4 separate regions of the Homo sapiens genome follow, and all the other regions are linked to region 3. Evidence: chromatin contacts called from ENCODE Hi-C or POLR2A ChIA-PET data. All regions are on one chromosome and are shown on one strand. The core of a region is the stretch at or near the end of the contact, and the rest is flanking DNA. Distances in the headings are between cores, read along the strand shown.

Region 1 (7,292 bases), core at 2,113-4,612, 350 kb after region 3:
CCCTAGGGACAGGGGACTTGGGTGGATATGCAGACTCCCCCACCCCCGGCCTTCTTCTCCACCCAGGGAGGCTGCCCTTTGCCCCTCACCCTGTGCCCCATGCCTCTTCCACCCTCACCCCTTCTATAGATCGTCACAGACCCCAAACCAGGCTCCCTGGTGGTGGCTTGCTGTGGTTTGGGGTGGAAGTCTGGCAACCCAGACCCTACCCCCATTCCCCCATCCTGGCACCTCTGCTCTCTGAATCCCCTGAAGGCTCAGGTGGCCTGAAGTTGTCTTTCTTGCCTCTGGGGAGCTGACATTGGAAGCCCCAGTCATGGCCTCTCCCGAGTCCAGACCTATGTCTCCGGTGGTTTCTGCATGTCCACAGGGATGTGTCATCCCCACTACAGACTCGGCATGCCTGAAAACAGCCTCCTCACCTCCCCTCGGCCCCAAAACGCACCACCCCCTCCACTGACATCCTCCCAGGCGCCCAGCCTGAGGCCATCACCTGGAATCAAATCCCACCAGCACGGACAGAGGCGGCCGCGTGGCGGGCAAGGGGAAAGAGGCGCTGGCTCTGGAGCTGGGGAAGCTGGGTCCAAGCCCCTGCAGTCCCTGTGTGAGCTGGGGCCCAGAGCTACCTCCTGAGGCCTCAGTTTCCCCTCTGTTTCGGAGCTGGTGGGAGAGTGACTGAGACTGGGTGAAGTGTGTGGAGAGTGGCAGGGGGCTCGTCCAGTGTGGGTCCCGGATCCCGCATGGGAACCCTTGCAGTCGTCAGGGCCTGGCTGCAATTGCCTGTGAGGGCCCTGCCTACCCTGGCCTCCCCTCCGCTCCCACACAGCTGTCCAGTTCCACCATGACCTTTGCCAAGCCATGCCCCGGCTCAGACCCCTCCAGGGCCGGCATGGTCACCACACTGGAGTCCAGTGCCACTGCCCCCACTGCCACAGCTGGGCCCTGGCTACCCCTCTAGCCCTTCACCAGGACATCCCATCCCCACCTCTCCAGGCAAAGCGCACAGCTAGTGTGGTCCCCCACCTCCATCTGCAGCACGCAGCCCCCAGGGGCCCTAACTCACCCCCTCTTCCCTCACAGGGCTTCCCTGCCGTCCAGTGTTGGGTGAGAAAGGTGGAGGGGACATGTAGCCCCGGATGGAGGTGCAGCACCAACGAGAGAGCTCCGGCCTGTGGGAGGGACGCTCAGGCTTAGGTCAAAGCCAGGAGCTCCGGGAAACCTGGGTTCAGCCGCCACGCCCCACGGAGGGGACACACCCTTCCCTGCCTGATGGCAGGGCCCATGGTAGACAAAACCCATGACCTCACCTCTCCTGGCTCCAGGGCTCAGCCCTGCCCACTTCTGGAGAATTCCATGACTCAGGTAACAGAGGAGGGGCCTAGCCAGTCTCAGAGCCAAGGTCACACCGCCCTACACCTTGCTGTCCCCACAGCATCTGCAGGAGGAGCATGCCAGGACCAGAGACCCAGGGAGCAGCCTCACCAGAGGGAAAAGAGCCTGTAGAGTGGTGAGCTCAGGTTTGTAGCTCCCGCAGGCAGGGCATGAGGGGCTGGGAGGCGGGGCCTGGGCCTGGCGTCAGGGAGGTTACCTAGCAGACGGTCCCACAGTCCACACTCAGGGCTGCCAGGTACAGCTGCATGGGTTGTGCACTGCTTAACTGCAGAGGGCGCCCCACACACAGACTTGACATGCTGGCTGGACCACAACGTGATGGCCCTGATTGTTACACACAGACACATACACACGCACGTGCACACACATGCAGACACACACATACATGCACACGCATGCATACTTGGGTCCACACAGCCTTTTTTTTTTTTTTTTTTTAAAAGAGGTGGGTCTTGCTCTGTCACCTAGCCTGGAGTACAATGGTATGATCATAGCCCACTGTAGCCTCGACATCCTGGGCTCAAGCAATCCTCCCGCCTCAGCCTCCTGGAAATATAGGTGTGTGCCACCACACCCAGCTAGATTTTAAAATGCTTTTTAGTGGCAAGATCTCACTATGTTGCTTAGGTTGGTCTTGAACTCCTGGGCTCAAGTGATCCTCCCGCCATGGTCTCCCAAAGTACTGGGATTACACACAGCCTCTTGGGGAGTTATTTCACACCTGTGTCCTAATGGGCTCACACGGCCTCTGCCCTGTTTAAGGATGGCAACAGTGAAGTAAAGGAGTGACTGTTGGGCAGGGGAATGGGCTTGGAATGGAAGAGCTGACCTGAAACCACTTTGCTGGGCCTGCCACATGTTCTCAAATATCAAAATCATCATCACAGCCCTAACTAGGACCCACTGGGCCAGGGCTGGGGCCACCCTCTCCACTGGCCATGGCCTCAGCTGAGTGGAGCCACTTCCCATTCTCTGAACCTGCCTTGATTTGGGGCTGACCAAGCCCTTGCTCATGGTGTCCCCAAGCTGGATCTCCCCCATATGGACTTTGAGGCACAGATGAAATGTGACGTTGCACGTGGAGGCTGCCCTGGCCCCTGGAAGGCCTGCACCACCCACCCCCGAGGCTGCAGGCTCTCCCTTCCCTGGGCTCCCGCCTCCCCTCCCACAGGCGTGCCCATGCCTTGCCTCTTAGGAGCTCCCCTCGGGATAACACTTCCAGCAACACACACCTGTGAGGCATGGACCATGGATGCATCAGGCTCTGCTCTGAGGGCGCCACCTTGCAGCACGGGCTTAATCTTCGTAACAGCTTTGCGTGAACATCAATTATTACCTCCATTTTATAGATAAGGAAATGGAGGCCCTGAGAGGTCCCACAGCCAGTACGTGCTGGAGTGTGATTGGAACCCAGGTGGTCTGTCTCCGGGGTCCATGTTCTTCAGCCCCTCTATGATGCTGCCTTCCCTCTTTTCAGGCTCTGGAGTGAATGGTGATGGAGCCTTGGCTTGGTGTGCTGGACACTTGCTTGGTGCCCTGAGCCACCACGTCCAAGTCCAGCTACTGTGAGGTCCCATGCTGGGAGGAATCCCAGGCCCTAGGCCAGGTTCCAGCTGACAGCCCCGGCTGAAGTCCCAGACCACAGCCAGCGTCGCCCCCCAAGACCTGAGGGAAGACATTCACGTCCAGGTCATTTTGGCTCCAGCTTTGGAGACCTGCCAGTGAGCCCTAGACATCATGGACGGGGCAAGCTGCCCCTTCTGCGCCCTGTCCGATCTCCTAACCACAGAATCTGGGTGCATAAGAAAACGGTTGTTTGAAGCAGCTGAGTTCTGGCGTTACTTGTCATGCAGTAACTGATAAACAAAACAGCTGCCACCTGCTTCCTGCCCACCCTGTACAAAGACTCCTGTCACCACGGAGCCTGGCACCTCTGGGTGGCTGAATTCATTGTGCTCATTTCTGCGTGACCTTTCTTCACCTCTCAGCCCCATTCCAGCCTTCTCGGTGATACCCTGGCCCTTGGCTTCTATGACCCCTTCTCCCTTCTGTTCCTTCCTCCTCCTCCATGCCTGGGCCTCAGTTCCCCCCAAGGAGCTCCCTTCTGTCCAGCACCCCTAAATGTGGGTGTACCCCAGGATCTCCACCTTAGCTTATGCTTATCTCCCATGCACAGGACCCCAAATCCATGTCCCCGGGGCAGACCACATCCTGGGTGGCCTGTGGGACGTCTCCTCGGCAGCCCAAAGCACCCTGGCCCTGGCCTGCCTCTCCTCCCGAACCTCCTGCGGCCCTTGTCCTGGTCACCTGGTCTACTGAGCCGCCTCTGGGGTGCCGCAGAGAGATGGTCCAGGGAGGGGCTGTACAAATCAGGCCAGGCTGGAGGGCTGATGGGGAACCCTGGGGCCTTCATCCCCAGGAGGAGGCAGAATCAGAGTTCACAGGGAGAGAGCTGCCTGGGAGCAGTGGACCCCACGTTTCTGCTTCAGGGATGGACAGCTCTGCTGGGTGAGAAGAAAGCTCAGGCTGGCGGGGATGGCAAAGGAGCTGCTCTCGGACCCCCAATCCTGTGTATGGGTGGGTGTATGTTGGGCAGGGAGTGTGGAGTGGGGAGGGCCCCTGACAGAAGAGGAAAGCAAAGAAACGTGGTTAAACAGGGAAGCACTGAGGGTCAGACCAAAGTAATGAGAGGCGTCTGGTGTTGTGGCTAAATTATGTCCCCCCAGTTCCTCCACTGAAGTCCTAACCCCTGGTACCTCAGAATGGGATTGTGTTGGAGATGGGTTTGTTTTGTTTTTGTTTTTTTGAGACAGGGCCTCACTCTGTCCCCCAGGCCGGAGTGCAGTGACATGATACGGCCCTCCCCAGCCTCTACCTCCTGGGCTCAAGAGATCCTCCTGCCGCGGACTTCCTGGTAGCTGGGATGAGGGGTAGGTACCACCATGCCTGGCTAATTTTTGTATTTTTTTGTAGATATGGGGTTTCACCATGTCGCCCAGGCTCGTCTCAAGCTCCTGGCCTCAGCCTCCCAAAGCAATGGGGTTACAGGCATGAGTCACTGTGCCTGGCCCAGAGATGGGGTTTTTAAAGAGAGGTAGTGAAGTTAAAGTGAGGCCATATCGGTGGGCCCTGATCCAACATGACAGATGTCCTTAAAAGAAGAGGAGATTAGGGCACAGATAAGACACAGACCAGGGGCAACCGTGCGAGGCCGCGGCAGGAAGGTGGCCGTCTGCAAGCCCCACCACTAAGGGCAGCTGCTCCAAGAGCCAGGCAAGGCCTCTCCAAGAGGCCTCAGGGGCAGCCAGCCCTGCCCATGCCCTGATTATGGACATCCAGCTTCCAGAATGGTCAGAAAATACACATCTGTTGTTTCAGCCGCCCTGTTTGTGGCACTTTGTCGTGGTGGCCTCAGCGCGTGAATACACCCGGATTCCGTGTGGAGCTGGGAGAAGGGGGTGTGTGAAGGGTGGTTTCAGACGAAACTGTGCCTTCCACCCCCACCCCCCCAGACAGGGGGTCCTCAGGGCTGCCCACACCCCCTCGCCAGCTGGCTCTGTAGCCCCTCCCCCAGTTCCTGAAGGTTCAGTCCTTTGCAACATGCAGTGAACCTAAAAGGAAATCTGGAGGTCCTTTAAGAAACACCTCCCCACCCCACCTCCCAAGATGCTGTATCAGCAACAGCCTCCGAAGGTGCCCAGACACAGATACCTGCATGAACACAGCATGACTGTCATCCATTAGCATCCCAGTGTTACAAATTTGTTCTAAAATTGTCCAAAGGACATGGAAAATAGCCCCGCTTTGAAGATGTGTGCATTTTGAGATGGCCGTCTCACCACATCTGGTTTCCTGGTCTCTACGCCCAGGAGGAGGCTGAGTTGGGGCTTCCTGCTCTCTATGGGGTGGGGAGTGGCTGGTTTGAGGATGTTTCTCTGCCCTGGACACCCCTGCTCTGCCAGCTCTGTCCTGGTGGGGCTTTAACTGGTGCAGCCAGTGGCTGGGCAGGACCGACCCTGAGCAGGACTCACCTCCCTGAGTGCCCCCTCTCCACACACCCTGGCACCAGCCTCTCCCAATGACAATAGATCCTTCAGCCCCTACATCCCTCAGCCAACAGCCCCCTGCCAAGTGGAAGCCTCCTCCTAGCCTCAGGGCGGGCCAACCTCCCCTCTGGCCTCCACGGCCTCTGAGGTCTGTAGGGAAGAATGTCATCCCCATTATGCAGACTGGTGACCTGGCACAGGAAGGGCCAGCTCCTCATCGCTGATGCTGGTGTTTTGTTTGTCCTGTGCGCTTGGCAGGTAACGGGAATGGCAGGACTGTGGTTGAGCTTTGGGAGCCCGGGAAGGAAGGATACTGGAGCTGGGCTGATCCAGGACAGCTTCCTGGAGGAGGCGGGATTTAAACTGGTCAATGAGGTGAGTCCTCCTCAGAGGTGGCTAAGACCCAGGCTCTGGCCCCAGGCAGTTTCTTCTGCTCCCTCTACACTCACCCAAAAGACAGACAGCCCCACCACAAGGCCCCCCATGCCAGGCTCTGGGCAGAGCTCTTGGGGCTTAGGTGCTGCTCCGCCCCACTGCCTGGTCTTTGCATCTCTTCAACACACACCCAGGGAAATTCCCTCCATGAGGTTGTCATCCAGGTGAATTCAGGTCGGGACCAATATTGCTGGCAGCCTGCAGTGACAGTCGCCACCACTGAGCCCCTGCCATTTCTCCATCCCCTGCTTCCTGGGCACTCTGCATCTGTCATCTTGTGCTCCACAGTCCTGCTTCTACAGGCTTGGCATTCCAGGTACAGATGGGGAAACTGAGGCTCAGAGAGTCCAGTGACAGCCCAGGCACACAGGTGCCCCTGGGTAGCCAGGCAGCTGCTGCAGGGCCAGGTTCTGTCCAGGGTAGCCAGGTGGGGAGGTGGGGAGCACCCTGGTCTCTGCCCCAGCAGTAGTGGCCAGGAGGGAGCCAAGTGTGTGGGTATCAGCTTCCGTGGTTTGGAACTCAGTGTGGCCCCAACCCTGTGCCATAGCTCCTTGGTCTCAGGAGCATCTGGTCACCTCTCCTGTCCGGATGTTCCTGGGGACCTTACAGATGCCAACATGGCGATGGGGCTCCTGTGTGAAGCGCATGGCATGACGCTGCCCCGAGGGGCTTCCTAACATCGTGGAGTCAGGGTCCCGACCGGGACACTGTGGGCCCAGGGAGGGGCATCTGACCAGCTGGGTTGGCTGCAAGGACAGCTGCTGAGTCTGGCCTTGAAGGGGGACAGTGACTGACCAGGGAGATGGGACAGAAAGGGTGGTCCGGACAGAGCAGAGGCAGGGGGACGAGTGAGGGTCTTGGGGCGGGGGGCTAAGGCTACACCCCTCCCCTGAGACATCTCTCTGCTCAGCCCTGGCCCCCAGTGGGGTGGGTAAATAAAGTCTAGCTCAGGGCTTCCTTGGGACCATCAGCCCTGAGTCGGCACTGGGGTCCAGAGCTGGGAGCCTGCAGACCTCTCCCAGGCTGGGGACTCCACTCTTATCCCTGGAAGGTTTTTGAGTCCCCCAGGCCAGGCGGGTGGGCCCCTTCAGGAGCTGGGCTGGGGCTGGATTGGGGAGGGTGAGCTATGGCAAGGACAGATGTTTCCAGTTTGAGGTCTCGGGCTGCCATCAATTGTTCCACTAAACCCTGTTTCCTATTAAGCAGACTCCGGGAGGTGGAGAAGTTGCCTTCCATCATGCAGTCTCTGTGTGTGTGTGTGTGTGTGTGTGTGTGTGTGTGTGTGTGTGTAGTGGGTGCTGAGGACTGGCTGGGGAGGCCATGAAGGGCTATGGACATGTCTGTTCTCCATGCCTCCTGGCCAACCATGGGCAGAGCTGGACTTTGTCCTGGGAACTGTCCCTTGGCTCCGGAGCAGCT
Region 2 (7,391 bases), core at 3,194-5,693, 300 kb after region 3:
CGATCTCGGCTCACTGCAACCTTCACCTCCTGGGTTCCAGCAATTCTCCTGCCTCAGCCTTCTGGGTAGCTGGGACTACAGGCGCACGCCACCATGCCCGGCTAATTTTGTATTTTTAGTAGAGACAGGGTTTCACCATGTTGGCCAGGCTGGTCTCTAACTCCTTACCTCAGGCGATCCGCCCACCTTGGCCTCCCAAAGTGCTGGGATTACAGGCGTGATCCACCTCGCCCGGACTATTTTATATAATTTCTAAACTTTTTATTGATACAACTTATTAATACATATAGAAAAATGCATATGGATCTTAAGCATACACCTTGCTGAATTTTTCAAACTGAAAACACCTAGCTAGCCAGCTCCCAGCTCAAAAGGCAGAACATCACCAACCTAGACTCTCCTTCCCTTCACCCTCCCACTCACTCCCCAAGAGTAACTACTAGTCTGGCTCCTCACACCTGAGGTTACTTTTGCCTGCTTTGAACTGTATATGAACAAGATCACATTTTTTTTTTTTTTTGAAACGGCGTCTCGCTCTGTCACCCAGGCTGGAGTGCAGTGGCACTATCTCGGCTCACTGCAAACTGTGCCTCCCGGGTTCAAGCAATTCTCTGCCTCACCCTCCAAGTAGCTGGTATTACAGGCATCTGCCACTATGCCCTGCTCAATTTTTTTGTATTTTTAGTAGTGACAGAGTTTCGCCATCTTGGCCAAACTGGTCTTGAACTCCTGACCTCATGATCCACCCGCCTCGGCCTCCCAAAGTGCTGGGATTACAGGCGTGAACCACCCCACCCAGCCAAAGATCATATTTTTTAAAATGCACTTTTTTTTAAATTTCAGTTTACACCTAGAGGAATTCAGGATGGAGTTCTTTTTGGTTTGGACAACTGCAAGCTACTTTAAAATCACAATACATGGGCTAGGATGTGATTTAAAAACCAAATTATTTTACTCTGCCTGATCAACTCGCCAACCGGTCTCGGCAGTTTCTTTCTAAGGGTCCCCTGGGCGCCATTGCTAACCCTTCCCCTTCTTAGAATGCCTAAATCCTGTGAATCCTGTGATTCTAAGGCCCAATCTAGACCAGCTAAATTGGGTCTTTTTATTTTTTTTAACCTTTTCTTTTAGAATATTTTTAGGTTTACAGGAAGGTTGCAAAGAGAGTTCCAGTATTACCCCATATTCAATTTCCATCTTAAATTATTCTGTCAATATTCGTCACAACCCTGAAACTAGCGTTGGTATATTACTATTAACGAAATTCCATACTTTACTCCAATTCATTTTTCCCTAACGTCCTTTTTCTCTTCCAGAACCCATCCAGGATTCCACACAGGTCAAGTATTTTGTAGAATGTCCTTCAACAGGATTTGTCTGATGTTTTTCTCATCGTTAGACTGGAATTATGGGTTAGGGAAAAGAAGTCCACATCATATTGCGGTGCATGCTGTCAACATGACTTAGCACTGGTGATGCTGACCTTCAGCACTGGTCAGGTAGTGTTTGCAGGTTTCCCCACTATAAAGTTCTTCTCTCCCACAACCTCCTTCCATACTGTGTGTAGCCTTTGGAAGCAAATCACTAAGGGCAGTGCACCCTCAACGGGAGAGGGAATTAGGCTCCACTTCCTTCAGGGGAGTTTACCTACATACACAGATACGTAGTGTTTTGTCTACATGAATTATTTGAAATTATCTGCATGCGAGATTGTCTCTTCTTCTCCATGCACTTATCCAACCATGCCTTTGTATTAGCATGGGTTCATTCACAAGTATTTTATTTATTTATTTATTTATTTATTTATTTATTGAGACAGAGTTTCGCTCTTGTTGCCCAGGCCGGAGTGCAGTGGTGCAATCTTGGCTCACTGCAACCTCTGCTTTCAAGTGATTCTCCTGCCTCAGCCTCCCGAGTAGCTGGGGTTACAGGTGCCCGCCACCACGCCCAGCTAATTTTTGTATTTTTAGTAGAAATGGGGTTTCACCGTGTTGGCCAGGCTGGTCTCAAAACTCCTGACCTCAAGTGATCCGCCTGCCTCAGCCTCCCGAAGTGCTGGGATTACAGGCGTGAACCACCGCACCCGGCCCCTATTTTATATTTTATATTTGAATCTAATACTACATTATTGATTTTGTTGTTCCAGTTGTTCCAGGTTTGAGGCTGGGCCCTCTTTCAGGTTGGTCCCTGTGTCCTTCTGACATACCCACATCCCTTTCATCTTGAGCACTTTCTTACTTCCCAGAACCACAAGGTGTTCCGGACTCATCTTCAGCATTTCCAGCCCCAGTCCTAGGATCCGCCATTTTTGAACATTTTGAACAGAGCAGACTGGCCACTTTTGACCCCTTTTTCCATTAAGATGTAGGTAGTTCTCTTGCGGGAAAGAACCCAGCCTTATTATCTGGTGCAAGCCAGTCAATTGCAAGTAACTTGAAAGGGAGTTCAGTGTTTTACAGGGTGTTTGTTTCCATGGCTGGCATAGCTAGGACCTCACCTTCAGGCCCATCGCCCTTTCTCTCAAAAGGTTTTCAGTTTGCTAGAAGCCACTTTCCTCCCTCACTTTACTTAGATTGCAATGTAGACCCGCCCCAAGTGAGTCAGGCTAAGGAGTTGAGAGAATAATTTAGAGAGGCCCTCTTCTCCTCCTGCAAGTCCTTTGACCTGCCAGCCTGCAAATCTGCTATATAAAGATAGATAAGTAGCCAGCTAGCTACACACACACACAAACACACACACACACACACACACACACACACACACCCATATACCAAAACCGAGAAGGCTACGGAGAGAGGGCAGTGGAGGCATTCACTCTGAGAATTACTGTTCAAAGGGGAAAAACAGGGAGGCACTTGGGCAATCCAGAAATGCAGGTCTGAGCTGGCCTAGGGTTTTAGCAAAGGAGGAGTGAGTTCTTCAGAACAGGACCAATTAAAACCTTTTAAAGTAATTGTTCCCCTGCCTTCTTTCAAAGTTGAGCTCTAATCGTGGCCTTTCATTCTTCCCACCACTCCATCATTTTAAATTAACCTTGCGATTCCCTGCAGCTGCCTCTCACCCATCACAGACATGCTAATGCACGTGTGTGCTGCTGGGGGGCGGTGGGAGGGGACCCTGACACTAGCTTTGTGAAACAGCATCCCTGTGGGCTCTGTTCCACTCACCCCCCTACCCACCCTGGCAGAGCAGAGGGGAGGGAGGAAGGAAGCAGGCAGGTTAGCAGAGCGCAGGACCAGGCAGTAAAGTCTCCTAGCTGCGCTACCTCGCTACCTCGGGGTGTCCACATTACTCAGCCCCTCGGAGCCATGGGGGTGGGGAGGGCAGGGCCTCCTGGGACAGGACCATAAACCGTTTATGAATCCCTAAATGTCACACATCAAGTCGACATCACCTGTTCACCTTCATTCTTCTCTCCCTTTGTGAAAAGTCTCTCTTCGCATTCCCTCCGGGCCTCTCCCCTCCTGACCCTTTGGAGTAGGAGCCTTCAAAGCCCTGAAGGTTCCCGAGTGATGTGGGAAGTAAAGTTCTCAATGGAGGTCTCCTCCTAGTGAAAGGGCACTCTGTACTTAATGGAACTGGCCAGACCGTGAAGGTTACCTTGACCTTGTCTGCATGATAAATACAACTGGAGCGGGGCGGAAGGCACACCATTCAGAAAAGCAAACTGCTTGCATCTTCTTTATTTTTAATCTCACTCCATTTTGCTTCTCTGCAGGATCAAAGCAAGTTAAGGAGAGACAGCCTCTGTCTTTCAATCCTAGGGGCAGCTCGTGCAGTCGCCCCGCCGCGGCCACTCTCCTAACACGGGCAGAGGGGGCAGCGACGTGCCCCGGTCGCTCAGCCAGCTGGTGGCAGGGCTGTGACGGCAACCCAGGCCCCCAGACGCCTCTCCGCGTCTAGGCGCTTCCCATAATGGAAGGCTTCGCTCCATTAAAAGTTATTTTAGGGAATCCACAAGCCCACCGCCATCCCCCCCAAAGTGGAAATTTTATGTAAACGAGTCAAAATAAAGCAACAGTTTCTTAATAAGTATGTTTGGAGTTACACTCTGGACTAAGACGAGCCGAATCGGGCGAGGGGATGCGGACTTAAAGGTTCCAGTGTTCTTCTCCATACGGCAAGACTATTTTTAAAAATTTAAGGACGTCTTCCAGTCCACAGTCCACACCGCCTACACCCCCGCAGGTCAGACAGGCGCGAGTTCAGCCCGGTGACCCCGCCATCCTCGCGGCCCCCACCCTGGGGCCAGGGAAGAGGGCGTGGCCGACCCCAGCCCCCTCACCGAAACCGGGCCTGTCCCCTCCCCCATCGCGGTCCCGCACGGCGGCGGAGGGGCCGAGGGGTGGCGGCACCGGGATCCCGCCGCCACCCCGGCGCGCACGGAGGCAGGGTTGGGGGAAACACGATTCCTGGGGAGATTGGAGGAGGCGATGCCGCCGAGGCTGCGGGGGAGTTCTCCCGGAGAACTCGGGGGCCGGGTGGGAATGCGACCTCCAGGGCAGCTATCGCTGCTCCCCCGTAACTGCCGCAGGGACCCTCCCGGGGTGGGGGTGGGGACGCGGGGCTTCCGTCCCTTCCGGGCCGCGGAGGTGCAGGCCCGAGGGGCCCGTGCAGTCAGACGTGCAGTGTGCGCGGCCCGTGACTCAGCCGGGTGGCGACGCGAGGCCGGGGAGGCAGGGGGAAGGGGCGGGCGGGCCGGGCGCGCAACCGGGACCCCGCGGCCTCGGGAGAAGCGAGGTGCGCGCGCCCAGGAGTGGGGGGCGGGGCGGCGGGCGCGCGCGCAGCGGAGGCGCCGGGCGGCGGCGAGGGCCGGGCCGTATGCCGTCTTCCCGGCGCCGCGCTCCCAGAGCTCGCGCCGCCTCCCGGGGCGCCGCGCGGGTGGCGCAGGTAGAGGCCGGGCGGGGGTGGCAGCCACCCCGGGGCTCAGGTTCCAGCCGCCAGGCTTGGCCCTCAGCGGGCGCTGTCAGAGGGCGGGCCCGCGGGAGCGGGGCGGCGGCGGCGGCGGCAGAGGAGCGCAGGGCGGGCGGAGACCGTCGGGGTCACCTCTCCAGCCCCCCGCGGTGGCCGAGCCACCCGCAGTTGCGCTCGAGGCGCCGAGGCGGGGTGGCCGAGCGAGACCCGGGCCGGGCGCGGCTCGGGCCGCACAGCCGCGGCGGCGGCTGCAGACCTGTAAACCTTAATGACAGCAATCTTGCCCGTCTGCGCCTCTGACTCACGTGGTGACCCAGCCTCCAGTCACCCGGCGGCCGCCCTCCGGCCTCAGTTTCCCCCGCCGCCGAACAATGAAGCCACTGTGTCGCCGTTCATTTCTGAGCGCCGTTTCACACGCGGAGCGCCGCCGCCTCCCTGGGGAAGGGACCGAGGCGTCCGGCTTTTAATTATCCCCGGTGGGCGGGCGTGGGGAGGCCGCGCTCTGCTGGATAATTGAACCCTGGGACTATTCCCTCGTCAGCCCAAGCTCTTTATCTTAAGCCGTCCTTTCCTCTTCATCGTATTTAAATTTTACCCCTTCCTCTCCACGCTGGTGGGACTGCTTGAAAAACAATGAAATGGGCCGGTTAGGTGGCTCACGCCTGTAATCGCAGCACTTTGGGAGGCCCAGGCTGGGGGATCACCTGAGGTTAGGAGTTCAAGACCAGCCTGGCAAACATGGTGAAACCCTGTCTCTATTAAAAATACAAAAAAAAAAGGGGGGGGGGGAAAGAAATTGGCCGTGCATGTGGCGCATGCCTGTAATCCCAGCTACTTGAGAGGCTGAGGCACGAGAATCAGTAGAACCCGGGAGAAGGAGGTTGTAGTGAGCCGAGATGGCGCCATTGCACTCCAGCCTGGGCGACAAAGCGAGACTCCGTCTCAAAAAAAAAAAAGAAAAGAAAAGAAAAGAAAAGCAATGAAATGACTCCCCGCCTAGTTTAGGCAATTTGTGTTTTCCCGAATATCAAGGGTTCAGTCAATTTGCTCGCAACGAACTTGAGCCCTTCCTGTGGGCCAGGCCCAGTGTGCCCAGCACTGAAGCCACCGCTGCTCAGAAGCCACAGCAGGTTCTGAGGAGGCACAGCGGCGGAGAGGCCACCTCTTCCTGGTTCTGTTCTGCAGGCATAAAAGGGATCAGACTACTGACGGGCGAAGCTGAGTAAACCCCACATACATTATTATGCTGAGTGAAGAAGCCAAACACAAAAGGATACATATGGTGTGGCCCCCATTTATGGAAAACCCTAGAAGAGACAAATGTAGTCCCTAGTCCACCAAAAGTATTGGTTGTCTTGCGGTGGGGGTGGGGGCAGTGACTGGGATGAGGACAAGGGAATTCTGGGGGTGATGGAACTGTCCCATATCTTGATTCAGTCTCTGGCACCTGCGACCGCAGAGCACTCCCCACCCACCTACCGGCCTCTCTGGACCCTGAGACTTCAGGTTACTGAGGAGTCAGTAACCTTCCCCACTGGAAGGCCTTTCCCCCATGGCCCCTCACCCCCCATTCCTCCCTGGCCCTGGGTGCCCCATTTCCGGGAGCGGTTATGTGGATGGAAGTATACAGTTGTCCCAACTCATCCAACACTGAATGCAAAATGGGTGCATCATACTGTATGTAGGTGGTACCCCAAGAAAGCTGGCCGAAGCCCTAAGGGTGTGGGAAGCCAGGAGGCTAGGAGGCTTGGTGAGGGTAGCACTTTGGTCATGGAAGGGGATGGAGAGGAGAAACGTTGCTTGTTGAGGTCTCCAAAGAGAAGGCGTCACATGTTTTATGGAAATCTTACAAGCCCCAAATGTTACTATTATTATCCCCGTTTGACTACTGGGGAAACAAACTTAGGCTGAGTGAGCTGCCCAGCCTCCCTAACCCTGTCCCTGGCAGATGGTACTGAGAGGATCTGTCTTCCTCTCTCAGTGGACACGACAGATTCATCGCTGTGTGGGGGACACCGAGTGTGAGCGTCAGGGTCAGCAGCAGGGCCTTGGAGGCAGAGGGGACCCTGTGAGAATCCTGCCCTCTTTCTAGTGCTGTGACCTGGGCCATATTGGCTTCTCTCAACCCCAGGCCAAGTCCTCCCCTGTGTAAGATGGAGAAGGTCCCACCTCGGGCCTGGCGTGAGGAGATGAGGGCGCTTAGGTGGGTGCCTGGTTCGAGGCGTGCCCGTGGTGTTAGCTGTACCTCTGTGACCTTGGGCGAGTCCCTTCCCTGTAAGGGCCGCAGTGTCCTCATCTGTAAAATGAGAGGGTGGCTTTAAAGTGCCTTCCACATCCTGGTATCCTGGAGTATTTGGAGGGGCCACGGGGGAAAAGCAATGGAGGAACTTCCGGGGAGGGGCAGCAGGTGCAATTGAAGGAAGGAGGTGTCCCGGGCATCCCCATTGCTTCTGTGGAACCCAGGAGGGTGAGGGGTC
Region 3 (7,571 bases), core at 4,282-6,781:
CCCTTCCCTTCTCTCCTGATTCTTCTCCTGCTATTTTATCTATATCCATTCATCTCTTCCTGGTGCCTTTGCCATTTTGTTTCTTCTCTGTTCATGCCTTGGGCCTATCAATGAGAGACAATAGAGCATACAGTTAAGACCTCATCTATTTGATTATGATGTGCCTTGGTGTGGTGGTTTTCTTCATGTTTCTCCCACTTGGGATTTATTGAGTTTCTTGGATCTGTAGGTTTATAGTTTCATCAAATTTGGAAAATTTTCAGCCACGATTCCTCCTACTTTCCCTCAACCCTGGGGTTCCAATTGTATGTATTCTATGCTTCTTCATCTTTTCCCATGGCTCACCAAAGCTCTGCCTGATTTTTTAAAGTCTTTCTTTACTCTCTGTGTTTCATTTTGGATAGCTTTTATTGCTATTTCTTCAAGTTCACTAATATTTTATTCCAGTGTCAAATCTACTGTTAATCCCATTCAGTATATTTTTCATTTCAGACATTGTAGTTTTTATCTCTCGAAGGTCATTGTGGGCTTTTTTAATAAGCCACTGTGTCCAGCTAGAATCTGCATTTTTAAAGCATTGTAGGAAATTCTGATTATCAGCAAGAGTTGAAAACTTAAAGTCCTGGCTGATAATGCTCCTGGCTTGACTGCTCCTTGGAGTATCTACAATTCACATGGGTACCCTTAGGACAAGGTAGACAGGCTTCTTGATCCCCAAACACAGACTTTTGGTGTTTGAGGAATTTGCGGTCCTGTGAGAGCACAATGGGATGACTTATCTGAGTTTTCCTAGTGTTCTTCAAAGCCCCTCATAAATAGGGCTGGCTGGTTCACTCGTCTGGCCTTGGGTCCTGAGGGTCAGCTGGCCTAGCTATTAGCATATGTGGTGGGGACAACTCTTAATAGTATGGACGTGTCCAATGCAATGTGGGATATTTAGGACTCCTGGCCTCTGCCACTGAATGGCCGTCACTGGAGAGGGGCAGGCATAGTGACCACCAAAAACATCCTCCTACTTCCAGATTCACCTAGGAGATATTGTGCATCCAGCTGAAGGCCCCCAAATGGGAGGGAAAGCCCACCTCTAGCCTGAGGACCTCCAGCCCTCCTATGGGAGTCTTGAGCCTGTACATAGATAAGCGGGCTTCCTAGAGACTTTCTTAGACAAAAATCAGGGCTGGCCTCCCCTCCCTACCTGGAGGCAAGAAGGAAAGAGGGTGACAAAGGGAGGTTGGCCTCAAGCCCATTGCCTACCTGCCCTCCACTTCTGCACCCCAGAAGAAGAGGGGCATAAAGATCCTACCAGCTGTGTCCCCAGCATGTTCTCAACCCACAGAGGCCCAGACCCCCATCTCCGGCCCCTTCTGTCCCTGTTCGGACTCCTTAGCAGGCAGGAGGCTTTGTGATGTTCTCAGCACCCTTGCCCAGCCTCTGTCCTGGGCTCCCCCTGCCATCCTGTGGCCCTGTCAGTCCCTCCCCTGATCTGTTCTGATCTTCCATCTCTCCTTGCTTTCTCACCAGCAGGCGGTTCCCTCTGCCTAAAATCTCACTCAGCCCTTCTCTGCCTGTCCTTTTTCTGGCTCAGGATACCTCCCCTGATCCCTCTCAGATGCACAGGATGGAGTCCAGCATCCACCTGCCATTTCCCCAGAGCCCCTGCCCCCATCTCTGTGGCATGGCTCCCACCACGTCGCACCTGCTTACATAACTGCCAGACTCCCTTCCTGGACTCTGGGCTGCCTGAGGGCTGGGCCATTTCCTTCAGCCTCATAACCCCAGCACCAGGTGCTCTAGAGTGAGTGCTGCTGAAGAACCTCCTTTCTAGATGTGCTGTTGTGTTGTCTAGAGTGTACAAGAAAGGCAGGATTTGTGTCTGTCTTGACACTCAGTCGTCCCTCTGTCTCTGAGTTTCTCCCACCACTTCCCAGCAGAAATTCAGCATGAACCTGGTTATGCTCTTCTCGGTGTGATTTCTGAGACACATTTGTTGTTGTTGTTGTTAAAGAAAACAGGATTTTTCCATCGTCTCCTGTATTAGGACACTATAGGCCATGGCATAATACTAAACAAACCCCACATCTCAGTGGAATCACACACAGAATTTTATTTCTAACTTTCTGAAATTCTGCTGAGGGTCCAGCTGGTCTCCAGGGTAGCTCCTTGGGGACTCCAGGGTCCAGGTGGATTGCGTTCTGTGGCCCTGCCATCTCAATCCATGGTATCCAAGTGGCCCTGGCACAGGCAAAGAGAGCTGGAGGGTCGTGTTCTAGGTCAAGCTTGGCCAACCTGTGGCCCAGGATGGCTTTGAATATGGCCCAAAACAAATTTTTAAACTTTCTTAAAACATTATGAGGTATTTTACAATTTTTTGTTTTAGCTCATCAGCTATCATTAGTGTATTTTATGTGTGGCCCAAGACAGTTGTTTCGGTGTGGCCCAGGGAAGCCAAAAGATTGGACACCCCTGCTGTATGTCTTAAATGCTTTGGCCCAGAAATATCAGCTCCACTCAGAGCCCATTGGACAGAACTAGTCACATGCCCCCGCCCCAACTGCAAGGGCTGACACTTCTGCAGGGGAGCGGGAAGAAGGGGAGCACATGGCTGTTCTGTAAGCCTCAAGTGCCTCTGCCAAATCTTCCTCTTTCCTTCACTTGCTCACTTAACTCATCTTCATGGACAAGTGCTCTGCCCTAGCCTTTTAGAGAGAGAGAATTGATCACATAAGATACAGTTCCCCACGAGAGGCACAGCCTAGTAGAGGAAATGAGACATGCACAGATTACCACATGCATTCAAAGCTGCAAATGCCCGAGCAAGTGCTGGTGCCTTGCCCAGGTCACAGTCCCTGAAGGGCAAAGTCTGGGTCCTCTCCCAGTACACCCCACCTTCCTCCCCTGTGCTGCTGCAGCTCCTGCAGTCTGGGGCGTGAATGTGTGGCTGAGTACAAAGCAGAGGGCGCCATGGGCCCCCACACTGAATGCCTGTTGATCTCCTGGGAGCCCTAGCTTATCTCTCAGTGGGTTACACACAGAGCGCATGCCACAATGAGTGGTTTTAGGAGGTGATGCCTCCACTGGGGGTCAGATGCTGACACCTAGGCGTCTGGCCAAGCTCCTCTCCAGCCAAAGCCAAGGCCCCTATTCCTGGTGACTCCATCTGGCTGTGTTTCCACAACTGGCAATGAATCCAGGGGTGAGTCTCACTGCAGTGCTGACCTCAGGAACTTCATCTCTGGAGCTGCTGGACTCAGGCTCTTGGAGCCCCCACAAGGATGTGGGGCAACAGGGTAGACAGTAGGTGTCTGTGTCCAGGGCTCACCCTATACCTCTGTGAACCCCTGCTGCCAGGAATAGTTCTGCACTCTGAAAAGGCATTTAGTGAGCTAGTTAAGTAAAGGGTCTGTTGGTGGTGTTAACTGTCCCCAAGGTCTTCCTTCCCACACTGGTGGCTGGAGGGAAAGGAGCAGGTACGCTGGGATAGGAGCTAGCCAATAGCCAGGTTTTATGGCATCCACACCGAGGCATGACATGCCATACAATGGCAGCCTCAGGCCAGTTGAGACTGACATTGCTCTCTAAGAACACTGATGGGGTGGTGGGGGGTCGGCGGGGGTGGAGTGGGTGGGAGATGGGGGGCAGCAGAAGGCTCTGAGTACAGGGCCATGGATTCAGGGTTCAATCATGGTTCTCAGTGTTGAAGCCATAGGGCAGGCAGACACTGAGACACACACTTGGGCTCAGACTGCAGTTCTAGGGGACCCCCAAATTCCATCCACAAGGCTGGTGTCCTGGTAGCATTTTTGGCATCTCTATCACAGGAGTGGAGGGGTTGGCCAGGCTACCACTCTGTCAGTGTTGTGGGCAGCCCAGGCCCATCATTAACAGTCCTGCTCTGAGTGTGGCCCCAGTGTTGAGGACTGCTGGAGTGGAGGCCTCGCCAGGATCGGTGGCTGTATGGTGGTGTGCTCCCACTAGAGGGCACCAGCGCACCACTCTGCAGGCTCCAGCCTGGTGCTTGCTGTGGGAAGTCCCCTGGTCCCAGCGCCAGCAGCCAAAGGCGTCTTCACCGGCCATGCCTCCTGGTCAGCGCTGCACATGCACACTGTCCTGAAAATGACCCCACTCAATGCCCAGGCCCTTCCTCCCTGCAGCAAGTGGGAGGATGGCGAGGTGCAAGAGGCAGCCACACTAAGGTGTAGGGAAGCTCCTGTTGGGCCACATGTCCCCTGCTAGGCCAAGGCATGACACTCCTCCAGAGGGCCCGCCCCTCCCTGGGACCCCTGGGAACACACTGCTTCCAGGAGGGCAGCAGCACGGGGCTGCAGGGGAACACCCACTGGGGTGGGGCTGGGGGAGTTACAAAGTGTTGGCTTCCGCCCTTGGAAGGATGGGGGCTGGCTAAGTGGGGAGATGGAGCCGCATAATCTGTAATCCATAGTCTAAGCCGAGTTAATTTACTAAGTTCTGAATTAACTTGACTAAGTTCCAAGTTAACTTGACCAAGTTCCATGTGAAGGCAAGGGATGAAATCCGAATTGCATATCCTTCACCTCATCTCTGGTCTGAGACCACCCCCCGGCACCCCCTCCCCCAGGACCCCTTTACTCTGAGGTGTGACTTGGGGAGCAATTTCTCCATGTGTGTGAAGTCGGCGCGACCAGTGTGAGAAAGACGGTCTAACGGGCATGTTGTCCCTGTGCCCTAGATGGCCCCTAGGTGAGCATTAGATTTCCTCAGGTTCCCGGGCACAGGGCCCTCGGCGCCCTGCGGAAATGCCACCTCCTTATATCACACAGTGGCCTGGTGCTTTTGTGTCATATACAATACCCCATTGAAAGACGTTGTTTGTTGAATTATCCAGTGTCCTGCCCAGGGCTTTCTATCAGGACGTATTTTGGTCATTATCCTTGAATTCTCCCAGACAAACATTATGTCTGCTGTCTTTGGTCTGACAGTAGGAACTACATAACCCACTGACTTCTCGTTTTGCCTTTCTCTTAGGAAATTTTGAAACCAAATTCTGTGTCTGTTGGCCGTTAATCATTAGATGGCTCAGACCTAGCAGGGCCGGCTCCCCTGCCCCCACATTGCTGGCCTTGTCCAGAGCGTGTGACTCAGGAGCCCTTTGCTGTGAAAGGGGCTTAGTGCCCACACAACAGTGGACGCCACCCGGTCAAGTGGGATTTCTGGCCTTAGGGATGTGCCCAAAGCATTCCCCATTGAGGGTCCCCAGAAGGCTCAGGGGACGGAAAGTGGCTTTCTGGCCTCCTGAGCCTGTGTCCAAGTCCAGCCTTCACACGGGAGATGGCTAAAGGAAGGGACAGTTCCTTCCTCGTTCTTCTGCTTGGCCCTGGATGATAACAGAGAGATCCTCCCCACTACCTCTCTAAAGAATCCGAGGGACAAATGAGCTTTCAAAATGAAAATCATGGCTCCATGAAATGACACTCAGGTGTCCCTCACTCCTGGAGGAGTGAAAATGGTGGCCGATAAGGAATGGCCTGGCAGCCCCAGCAGGTGGCGCTGCTGCTATTTAGTAATGGGGGTCCTGGGCGGGAGGCCGGGGCCGCGGCTGGGGCTGCCCCACACTGGGGTTGAAGCCTCTGTAGCCGGGTTCCCAGACCTCCAGATGAGAAGGAGTAACTTTATTGTTCCCTAGGGCTGTGTTAGCTGTTGCCAAGTCTTCTGGAAACTTCTAGGACATGCTAACTCACAGGCGTGAGGATTAGTAAAGTGCCCCGAGACACCCAGGAGCAGAGTCCTGAAAACCATGCCCCACCTCGCCTCCCCAGGCCCTGTGCACCGGCGACTGTTGCTCCATGTCACCCGTGGTCCCACGGAGGTGAGGTCTGACCTTATTCACCCAGGCCAACATTACGGATCAGGCATCTCTCTGTGTCCCAGGCATTGTCTTATAGCCATTATGGACTGAGTTTAAGTGCAGGGGCTGGTACCTGTCCCATAGACGGGGACATGGTATTCTCCTAATGTCCCCTTAGTGAGAATTCAACAAGGAGCGTAATGCACCAACAGTAACACTAGCGAACATTCACAGAGTGCTTTCCGTGTTCCAGGAACTGAGAAGGTCCTTGCTTTTTCTAATCTTACCCTCACGTTGTCCCATGGAGCACGTACTGTTATTGACCTCACTTTACAGACCGATGTCTTTGGTCGGATGTAACCTTCTCAGTAAGGGCTTGTGAACACTCCATATGCCTCCTCATCACTCAAGAATCGTCACTCGATTCTTCCCTGCAGCGCCTGTCGCATGTTTGCTTTATTTCTTTTGCGTCTGTATTCTCCCAGTGGAGTGTACGTTCCCCTGGGGCACATCTAGGGGCTCATTAAATATGGGTTGAGTGACTTGCTCCTGCCCCAGAGGGACTCCCACCCAGCATCTTAGTCCAGAACTTGTGCCTCCACCACAGAGGCTACCATGACTTGAGTGCTGTCTGAGCTGCGGGCTGCATATACTATCTCTGAAGTCTCACAAATACCCTGGGAAATGTTTATTCTATTATTATTTCACAGATTGGAGAACTGAGCTCAAATACCTTGCCTCAAATCACACAGCTGGGAGAAGGGGGATTGGAATCCAGGCAGCCTGACTCCTCTGGTACCTCTTTCTAAGGAGGGACGATGAGGAGGAAGAGGTGCTGGAAAAACATTTTCTAATTCCAGGAGACGGTAGTCACGTACAGCAAGTTAGGGGTGAATGTCATTTCCTTAATAAGCAAGAACAAGAAAGTGGGTATCTCTGTTTTTCTCTCTACTGCTGAAGGCAATAAAAATGGAAAGAAAAAAAGAGAAAAGCCTCTACAGACAGCTTTGAAAGAGAAATATTTTTTTCTTCTTTTTTAATCAGACAGGTTTGTAGTGGCCTTCCCCATCCCTGCTGGCCCAAGACGCTGTAGCAGCCATCAAGGAGGGGGTCTTACAAACGAGAGCCCCTTTCCCTCCCCAGCCACCTCCCCACCCCCAAGTGCTTCCTCCCTCAGGACAAAAATAGGCGCCCATACAATAAATGGGGCCAGAAGTTCTCCAATCCGTGGTTTCCTGTCTGAGACCTCCAGGTAGCAGGTCCACTGGGAAGGGGCAGCGTGCTCTGTGAGGCGAGCCTATTTTTATTTTTTGTTATTTGTGAGTCTTTTTTTTTTTTTTTTAAAGAACTGATTATTCTGGAGGTGAAGACTTTTGTTGGTGACAACTGGGAAAGTTCCTCGGGAAGAGGCCACTGTCTGCGTCTAGATGGGGTTTCCACGCGGGCCTCCTCCTGCTCACTCCATGCGGAGCAGAAGGCAGGGAGCTGGGACTGTGGGCAGCGAGTACTTTCAGGGCTGTGTGGGGCAGGCTTCAAGGGGCCTGGGCAAGTCTGCCCACCCTATAGGAACACCTCAATGATCCAGGCCACGGCTAGGATTTTAGGGATTGGCAAACTGGTCCACAGACCAAGTCCAGCTCTCCAGCCTGTTTTTGCAAATAAAGTTTTATCAAAACGCAGCCACACCCATTCACTTGCTTCCTGTCTGTGACTGCATTTGTGCCACAGCCACTTGCTGTGTGGACCCTAT
Region 4 (7,405 bases), core at 2,004-4,503, 320 kb after region 3:
TTCTCTGGCTGCACCCCACGCTCAGGCCTGACCCAGGTGGCAGTATCCGGAGGGAATGTCTCATAGCCCCTCTGGGGCTGCCCGGGGGCTGTGGGTTGGGGAGAGTCCCAGCCATAGAACACTGAGGAACATTTTGTCCTCTGTCAACCTGCAGCCAGCAGAGGATGCCAGACCCTGATCCCAGGTACCCTGGAGCCAGGGCAGGTGCCACCCTAGCTGCTGACTGTGCCCCAGCCCATTTCTCTCTGCTTTCACAAGCTTGTTGTTTGCTGTGTGATTGCTCTTATGACCCTATCTAAGCCAGATGTGGTGGCATGTGCCTGTAATCCCAGCTGTTCAGCAGAGTGAGGCAAGAGAATCATTGGAGCATAGGAATTCAAGGCTGCGATGAGCCATAATCACACCACTGCACTTCAGCCTGGGTGACAGGTGAGCCCCTGTCTCAAAAAAAAAAAGACCTCCAGCTAGGAACCTGGGCTTTTCCAAACTGGAGACAGGACGCACTCAGGGGAAGGAATTAGCCCACCACCCAACGGTGCACCTCTGACCCTGCTTTGGCAGAAAACTCAGACTGTGGGGCTATAGGGGAGGCCTTATTGGAACTGGCTGCCAGGCCTGGGTTAGCTTTCAGCTGGCAGGGAGAGGGACAGCTGAACAGAGGAGCCGAGGTGAGGTTGCATGGGCGCTTCTTCTGTACAGCAAAGAGAATCCCCTGGCAGGTCAGGCAGACCAAGATGTGAGACCTCTTTGGCCGTGCGCTGTGGCATCAACCCAGAGATTTGTTCTATGGACAAAACCCCTCCACGAAACCTGGCTGTTTGTTCTCTGTTTCTTTGTTCTGAACTGGAAGAACTATCTGCGTGGTGGGAAGAGGAGAGCCTTATCGCTGGGGTTTATTGTGGGGCTATTAATAATGAGCGCGCCCCCTGCTCCAGGGTGGGGGAGATAGGCTGGGGTGTCCAGCCCAGTCCGTGGAGCCCCTTCCTCCTGGCCCTGCCAAATTCCTCAGAGCCCAGTGGATAAGATTGGCGGTTTCTACTTCCCAAAGGTCCTGGCCTGGAATTCTTATCCAACTCCAGGCTCGTTTAACTTGGATGAGGGAGGAGGTGGCTGGCGAGGGCTGGGAGCTTAAGACCCCAGTGAGGGGCTGGGGCCAGAGAGAAGCCACATTTCTCCCAGTGACTTGATTCCTGAATTCTTGACACTGCTGTGCAGAGCCTCCTGCCCCCATCCTTCCTACCAGGCCCTGATTTCTCTCCATTTCCACAACCCTAAAGACAACTCTAAAAGCGAATGCCTGGGTGCCCTCTCATACAGCAATGGGCAGGAAGGAGGGAGGGGTAGGGAGGGAGAAAACCCAGCCTGGACACAGCCTGAGAGACCCTCCACTGTCCTGGGCCCCTCCCTGTCCCTGCTCCATCCAGCCCCACAGCTGGAGAGAGAGAGTGAGCTTCCCTCCTGCACAGTGAGGCTCGGCCTCGTGACTGGGAGCCTCCCCGCCTGTCCACATATGTGTTCAGCTGGTCTCCTACTCACCCTCCTGCACCCTCTGCCTGCCACACTGCTCACCCAGACCCTACCTGTCCCCATCCCAGGTCCAGTCTGAGCCACGAGGCTTAGCAGAGACACTGCTGCCTTGAGGCTTTTGGGGTTTTTGTGTGTGTGCGAGAAGGGGTGTCCACACCCATGCTGTGGGCTCCCTGGTAGCAAAGGGCTGCACACCCACACTCTCCCCTCAGTGAGCTTCCAAGAGGGGGCAGGGCACACAGGCCATGCTCGGTATGTGTCACCATTAGTGAGTCATGGCAGTGTTTGGAAAGTCCACAGGAGCAGGCCTCTGGAGTCCGGGATTCTAGAACTGACCAGACCACCAGGTGCTGCGCGACCCTGTGAAGGTCGCCTCACCTCTGGTCTGTGGCATCCTCAGTCCTACCCCAGGAGGAGATTAGGTCAGTCTGTCCCTGCAGAACCTGTTATGAAGGAGGCCAGGGAGAGCTCGGCATGTCACATCAGGGTCACGCCACTCCGGGAGTTCATCCCAGGAATGATGGGAGGGGTGCTGGGGCCACCCTGCCCTGAGGCTGGATGGGATTCTGACCTGGTCTCCAGACAGGACCTCTTCATTCCTAATTCCCAGAAGCAGAACTCTCGCCTGGCCTCCAAGAGCTCTCCTCCAGGAAGGAGGGACCACACTGACTCGGGCCCTCCCCCAATTCCTCCTGAGCCCCAACCCTGCCAAGCCTGGGACCCTCCCCAGCTCAGAGCAAAAGTCTGGGCTCTGAGGTCAGTGACCCTGGTGGGCTGCCCTCTCTCCATGCTCTGGGTCCAAGGACAGATGTAGGTTGAGGGGCCTCAGGCAGTCCTCCACCTCCCTGACACTGGAGAGGGGCCTCAGTTTGGGGCGTGGGCTGGCACTGGGCTGTGAGCTTCACCAATGCAGAGAGTCCGGGGATGACCACTCAGGAGCCTGCCCGGGGCAGTTTCCCAGAAACGGTGGGGTAGGGTGGCAGGGGAGGGAGGAGCTCCAGAGGATCTTGCTGGGTTAAGACGGGGGCTAAAGGTGGGGTGGGGATGACCCTTCCTGGAGGAAAACAACACCAGGGCCTCGAGGACCGGAGGGAGAAGGAAGGAGCCCCTTGGAAGGGAGGCTGACCTTGCTGTGCAGCCGGCCCTGCCCATCTGAGTTCAGCCTCTTCCTGGGTTCTGTTGCTTCAGTGCTGCTGCTTTGCTCCGATCTAAAGCGCTCACAGAGCCCTACACCTGGGTTTTCTCTCCCTAGACTGGCGGTTTTCAGCCCTGGAGGGGTTGAATCACCTGGGGAGCTTTCACAAACACTGGGGCCGAGACTCGCAGCAGAGGCTCGGATTTAATTGGTCTGGGGTGTAGGCTGCTCAGGACTCTGCCTCAGGGCCTAACCTGTCTCCAGGGAAGGCACCTTCTCCAACGCCTTTTCCCCACACTGCTAACACCCAGCTCACCCAGGAAGATGACTGTCACAGCTGGTCTGTCCTGCAGGCGAGGGCCAGCCGCCTTACCCGGGCACCTCATGCTGGCCACCCAGTGCAGACCCACAGTAAGGTGGCAGCTTCTGCTCCGGCAGGAATAGAGGCTCACCTCATACCTGCCCCACAGCCTCAAGCTCGGGTCAGACATGGAGGAGGGCATGGGTCTGGCTCCTCCCCTCTCCTTGTCCAGCACTGGCCGGATGGTGTCCCCCGCCTGGCACTATCGCGGCAACCATGTTCCTGGCAGGAGGAAGTGTGGCAATTGCTGGAAGGGCCAGTCTGCAGGCCAGGCCAGCTGGGGTGTCCCCTTCTTCACTGAACAGGCCTCTTCATGGCCTCCAGCCTCATTTGCTGTCATCCAGTGGCCGCTTTTCAGGCCCTCTCTGGGTGATGTTGATGCCATGGACCGTCCCCTCCTCTGCCTCCTGCCTCATCTTCTAGAACACTCCCCACTCCCCCAACTGTCCTCTCAGTGGACTCCTCAGTCTCCCCTGCCACTTGCCCCAAATGTGGGTCCCCTGGGGACTGGCCTCAGTACTGTCCTCGCTCCACATTCTCCAAGGAGTGACTTCACCCAAACCACGGTTTCAAATGCTATCTGTGCCCAAGGCCTCTCGAGCCCGGACCTCCTTTCTGAATTCCGGACCCCTCACCCAGCTGCGTGTAGACCCTCTCTCCAGGCACAGCCCCAGCCTGGCCACACTCAGTCTGCTCCTGCTCTGGTTTTCCCAATGCACAAATGACAGCGTCATCCGACAGATTTCCTCAACCTTGTCCTTGACTCCTTCCTGCCCCCACCCCTACTAACTTCATGGCTGATTTCAGCACTTACTTCCCCATTCTGTCTACTGCTCTCCACCTCCCTCCACCAGCCTGGGCCAGGCATTGTCATTTGTCACCAAACCACTGCAGCCATCTGTTAACTTAATGTCACACTGCCACGCTCATCCACCTTCAAGCCTTCATACCCCGCCTTGGGAAGTCTGAAACAGGGGAGCCTGGGTGTGCCACATTCCTGCCTAACTCCTCCCATCGCTTCCCACTGCTCTAGGACAGAGTCCTCTGGAAGGAGGCTGACCTTCCTTCGTCCTCGCTCCCATCTGCCCTCATCTTTTCCCTCCTCCACCCACATTCCAGCCATTATTCCCTGTCTGCTCAGAGTTTCCCAACATGTTGGGATTGATCCCTCTGAGATGTCCACCTGCTCTAGAATGCCCTGCCTCCTTCCTCCAGCAAACTCCTATTCATTCCTCAAAACATCATTCGTGTGCTACCTCCCCTGGGAAGCCTTCCAGGACTTCTCAGTCTTTGTGTGGTAGGGACTTAGAACGGGTCTTGGTGTTTCACAGTGCAGAACACAGTTTCTGCTTGAGCTTTCAAGGCAACGACTTTTTCAGTTGCCGTGACCATGGGGAATTCACAGCCCTGCGGGGGACCAGAGAATGTTCAGACAAGGGGAGAGAGATCATTGCACAGCCCTCATGTTCACAGAATAGAGTGGGCAGCTCGCACTAGGTGGGGCTTCTCCATGGGGACTGGTCAGACTTGTGAGAGGCCTTCTGTCTCCCCAGACCAGGATAACAATCATCTTCCACTCATCCATTGCTCATTGGCCTTTCTGACTCGCCTAGCACCAACCGACAGTATCACGAACTAGTTACTACGCGTTACCAAGGGCTCCTCTCGGTTTGCAGTGATCTCCCGAGCTCCACCTGTTCCCCACACTCCATCCCTCCTCCAAGGCTCAGCACAGTGACCAATGGGACAGAGCCCTGGTGAGCTGGCGGACAAGAGTGAGTCTTCAGGGCCAGGGTTTAAGCCCAGGCCCAGAACAGAAGCCATTTTTATAAATGAAGCATCCGAAATTGAAGCCTGCCAAGATGAAGGCAGAAACAACTTGGCACATTGCTTCCAGGCACGGAAGAAGGAGAAGCGTGTCTGTTTCATACCAGAAACCCTCCGGTTCTGGTTTCTCCAAGCTCGGCCTTTACCTTCTCCTTGACTTGGAAGGGTCGCCTGTGGCCCCGCTCCCCCATCTCTTCTGGAGCTGCCTTCTGTAAAGTGATCTTTCTATATTTACTTAAACTTCTATTTAAAGAGGAATTCCTCATAATTACTCAGCCGCAGAGAGCTGACACTGTTTGGCTCTGTTTATTTAGTTTCTCCTAGTGATTGGCAAAATGTCCTCAGTGGCTTTCAAGAGCAGATATAGACGAATGACCTCTTGGTCATAAAATAAAGTATGATGCTCTTTTCTGTCCTCATGGGAGACGGCATGTGGGGGGGATGTGCCTCACCATCCCACCCCATAAAAACGCTAAATCCAGTCATTTCTGAGGTTGGATTTGTGAAGCAGTTTCATAATTGGTGAAGGGTGCCGTCTCATCCGGGTGTGAGTACATGTGTGGATACAGCACGTGTCCAGCACACGCAGCCTTTCATGTGCACACACAGACGTTCACACCCACACACGGCCTCACAAATGGCAAAGAGCAGACCCGCCAACAAAAGGAGGAAGCAAGAATTAATACATCTGTTTTTTTCTTCAAAAAATTTTAATTGATACTTGGCATTTAGTCCAGTAGGGAAACTAAAATAGCTAGTTATTTGTGTAGAAATAGTTCCCAGGGTGCTTCCCTCCCTTCCTCCCCGCAACCCCTTTACTCCTCCCCCACCCCTGCCCCCGACACAACGACCCTACAGAACATCCAGGGACAACCCTGCTCTGACAAACCCAAAGGGAAAAATGCTGAACATCATTTGTTAAAATGTGGCCAGTAGCAAGACGCAGAGATGGCGGGCAATTTAAAATGTGGCCAGTAGCAGGACGCAGAGATGGTGGGCGATTTGGGGGTTTTGAGGGGAGGGCCTTTGTGCCCTCCAGTTTCGTGCCATTGAGTTTGAAGGCGTGCGGAAAGCAGAGACAACTGTCACGCCTCCCAAACAGTGACCCAACCCACCTAACCCACACCAGTCCCCTGCTTCCCAGGACCCCTTCTCTGTACCGTCCTGCCATAAGCCCTGCAAGACCTGCCTTCCCAGGAGAACTCCCATCTCCACATCCTGCTCCCCAGGTCCCAGCGCCTCTCCCACCCATCAGCCCTTGAGTGGATGCCTCGGCACGGGGGTCACACTCAGAGCTCCCCACTGCCTTCCCACTCAATGCTTTTCAGTTGGCTTTGTGGAGTGTTTGCCCTCTGCAGTCAGACTCTGTCTTTTGAGGGGTACAGGGCCTGTAACTTGAGCCCCAGCAGTGTCCTCACACCTCCAGTACACAGAGGAGGGACCCACATGGAGCAGGTGGTGGTGATAGCCTGTGCCTGTGGCTGGATTCTATGGTCTGCCCTAACAAGGCACAGCTCAGGAACCCAAGAGCTGTCTGTGATATTGACCAAGGGCCCTTCTTGGAAACCTCCTTGTGGCCAGGCCCAGAAATAGGATGGCAGGAGAAGCCGCCAGACCTCCTAGGCATGGGCTCCCTTTCAGAATCCTCCAAGCTGGTGAGGACGGCGGGAAGGCAGAGTACAGGGCAGACAGTGATGCCCGCCTGGAGCCAGGCCGGGGATCAGCCTAGGCGCAAGCCACGCATCCACATGGGTTCCTCTGCATTGAGAACTGCCGACAGGACGTCCTCGGAGTCCCAAGCAATTGTCTGGTTTGTGATGGACCCATCTTTCATTTCTTGATTATTCAGTAGCTTCGTGTCCTAGAAACCAAGAGGACCATTTCTATAAAAGAGGTTGGTTGAATAAAGACAGCGTGAGAATAGAGGAGCTCCTATTCCCGAAGTCAGCTGCCTGTTCTGCTTTCAGGCCCAGCAAACACCCCAGCCAGAGGAACTGGGGCCCTTTGCCCCTTCATGGTGTTCGCAGCCCCTCATCACCCGCTCCCCTGGAAGGCCTGCTGAAATGCAGATGTCCATAAGGTCTCCCACACACCCAGTTTCAGCAGCTCTAGCTTGGGTCTAGGATAGTCACTCAACAAACACGTATTGAGCAGCCACCATCTTCCAGGAGCCCTGCTGAAGTGGCAGCGGATAAGGCAGGTGGCTCCCTGCTTTCATAGAGCTTCTGTCTAGAGAAAGGTGCCCAAGCTGTAGGTGCCTCAGAATCGCCTGAGGTGCTTGTTAACACAGAAGGCTGGTCACAGCCCCGGAGTTCCCAACCAGCAGGTGTCTGGGGTGGGACCTGAGAATTTGCTTGTTTCAGAAGTTTCCAGACAAGGCTGAGGCTGCTGGTCTAGGAGCCACATTTTGAAAACCACTGGCCCAGCCAATCCCCACAGGAACAGGACCTAGGGCAGTGATATTTCAGGAGAAAAGACTGGTGATTCAGAAAAACACAAGGGTGGCCAGGCACGGTGGCTCACACCTGTAATCCCAGTACTTTGGGAGGCCGAGG

Evidence for each region. Hi-C counts contacts between places; a loop is a spot of excess contacts on that map. ChIA-PET counts read pairs that join two places held with the same protein, here RNA polymerase II (POLR2A). Pooled maps may share reads with other maps.
Region 1: a loop to region 3 is called in a map of HCT116, with 9 times the contacts of the local background. The contact joins the promoter of DYM-AS1 here to the enhancer-like site in region 3. A Hi-C loop is called at or near these places in 7 of 168 maps with a recorded cell type or tissue (GM12878, HCT116, K562 and 4 more), 31 of 37 single-sample maps with no recorded cell type and 16 of 50 pooled maps.
Region 2: a loop to region 3 is called in a map of B cell, with 5 times the contacts of the local background. The contact joins two enhancer-like sites. A Hi-C loop is called at or near these places in 5 of 168 maps with a recorded cell type or tissue (B cell, CD4-positive, alpha-beta T cell, CD8-positive, alpha-beta T cell and 2 more), 10 of 37 single-sample maps with no recorded cell type and 17 of 50 pooled maps. POLR2A ChIA-PET finds 5 or more read pairs at or near these places in 1 of 52 experiments (HepG2).
Region 4: a loop to region 3 is called in a pooled map, with 2.4 times the contacts of the local background. The contact joins two enhancer-like sites. A Hi-C loop is called at or near these places in 2 of 37 single-sample maps with no recorded cell type and 7 of 50 pooled maps.

The regions. Positions count from the first base shown.
Region 1 is chr18:49,020,341-49,027,632 of GRCh38, forward strand. DYM-AS1 (DYM antisense RNA 1) reads left to right here and starts at 3,363. Exons shown (of 5, transcript NR_148999.1): 1 at 3,363-3,399; 2 at 3,882-3,969; 3 at 5,697-5,813. RefSeq lists an enhancer at 5,027-5,928.
Region 2 is chr18:48,971,193-48,978,583 of GRCh38, forward strand. No RefSeq gene overlaps it. Among named protein-coding and RNA genes, the nearest start is that of SMAD7, 24 kb to the left of the region's middle. RefSeq lists silencers at 4,543-4,662, 4,763-5,062, 5,093-5,212. Within about 2 kb of position 4,444, at least 24 of the 41 ENCODE cell types and tissues checked have a DNase peak (open chromatin) inside an H3K27ac peak, as active enhancers do.
Region 3 is chr18:48,671,445-48,679,015 of GRCh38, forward strand. All of the region lies in intron 6 of CTIF (cap binding complex dependent translation initiation factor), which reads left to right. It overlaps LOC105372107 (a long non-coding RNA gene), which reads right to left. Exons shown (of 4, transcript XR_007066460.1): 4 at 2,081-2,232. Among named protein-coding and RNA genes, the nearest start is that of MIR4743, 4.6 kb to the left of the region's middle. RefSeq lists enhancers at 3,701-3,880, 4,354-4,978, 5,615-5,684, 5,705-5,764. Within about 2 kb of position 5,532, at least 8 of the 41 ENCODE cell types and tissues checked have a DNase peak (open chromatin) inside an H3K27ac peak, as active enhancers do.
Region 4 is chr18:48,989,083-48,996,487 of GRCh38, forward strand. No RefSeq gene overlaps it. Among named protein-coding and RNA genes, the nearest start is that of DYM-AS1, 31 kb to the right of the region's middle. RefSeq lists enhancers at 1,847-2,476, 5,539-6,308, 6,309-7,076 and a silencer at 1,992-2,140. Within about 2 kb of position 3,254, at least 10 of the 41 ENCODE cell types and tissues checked have a DNase peak (open chromatin) inside an H3K27ac peak, as active enhancers do.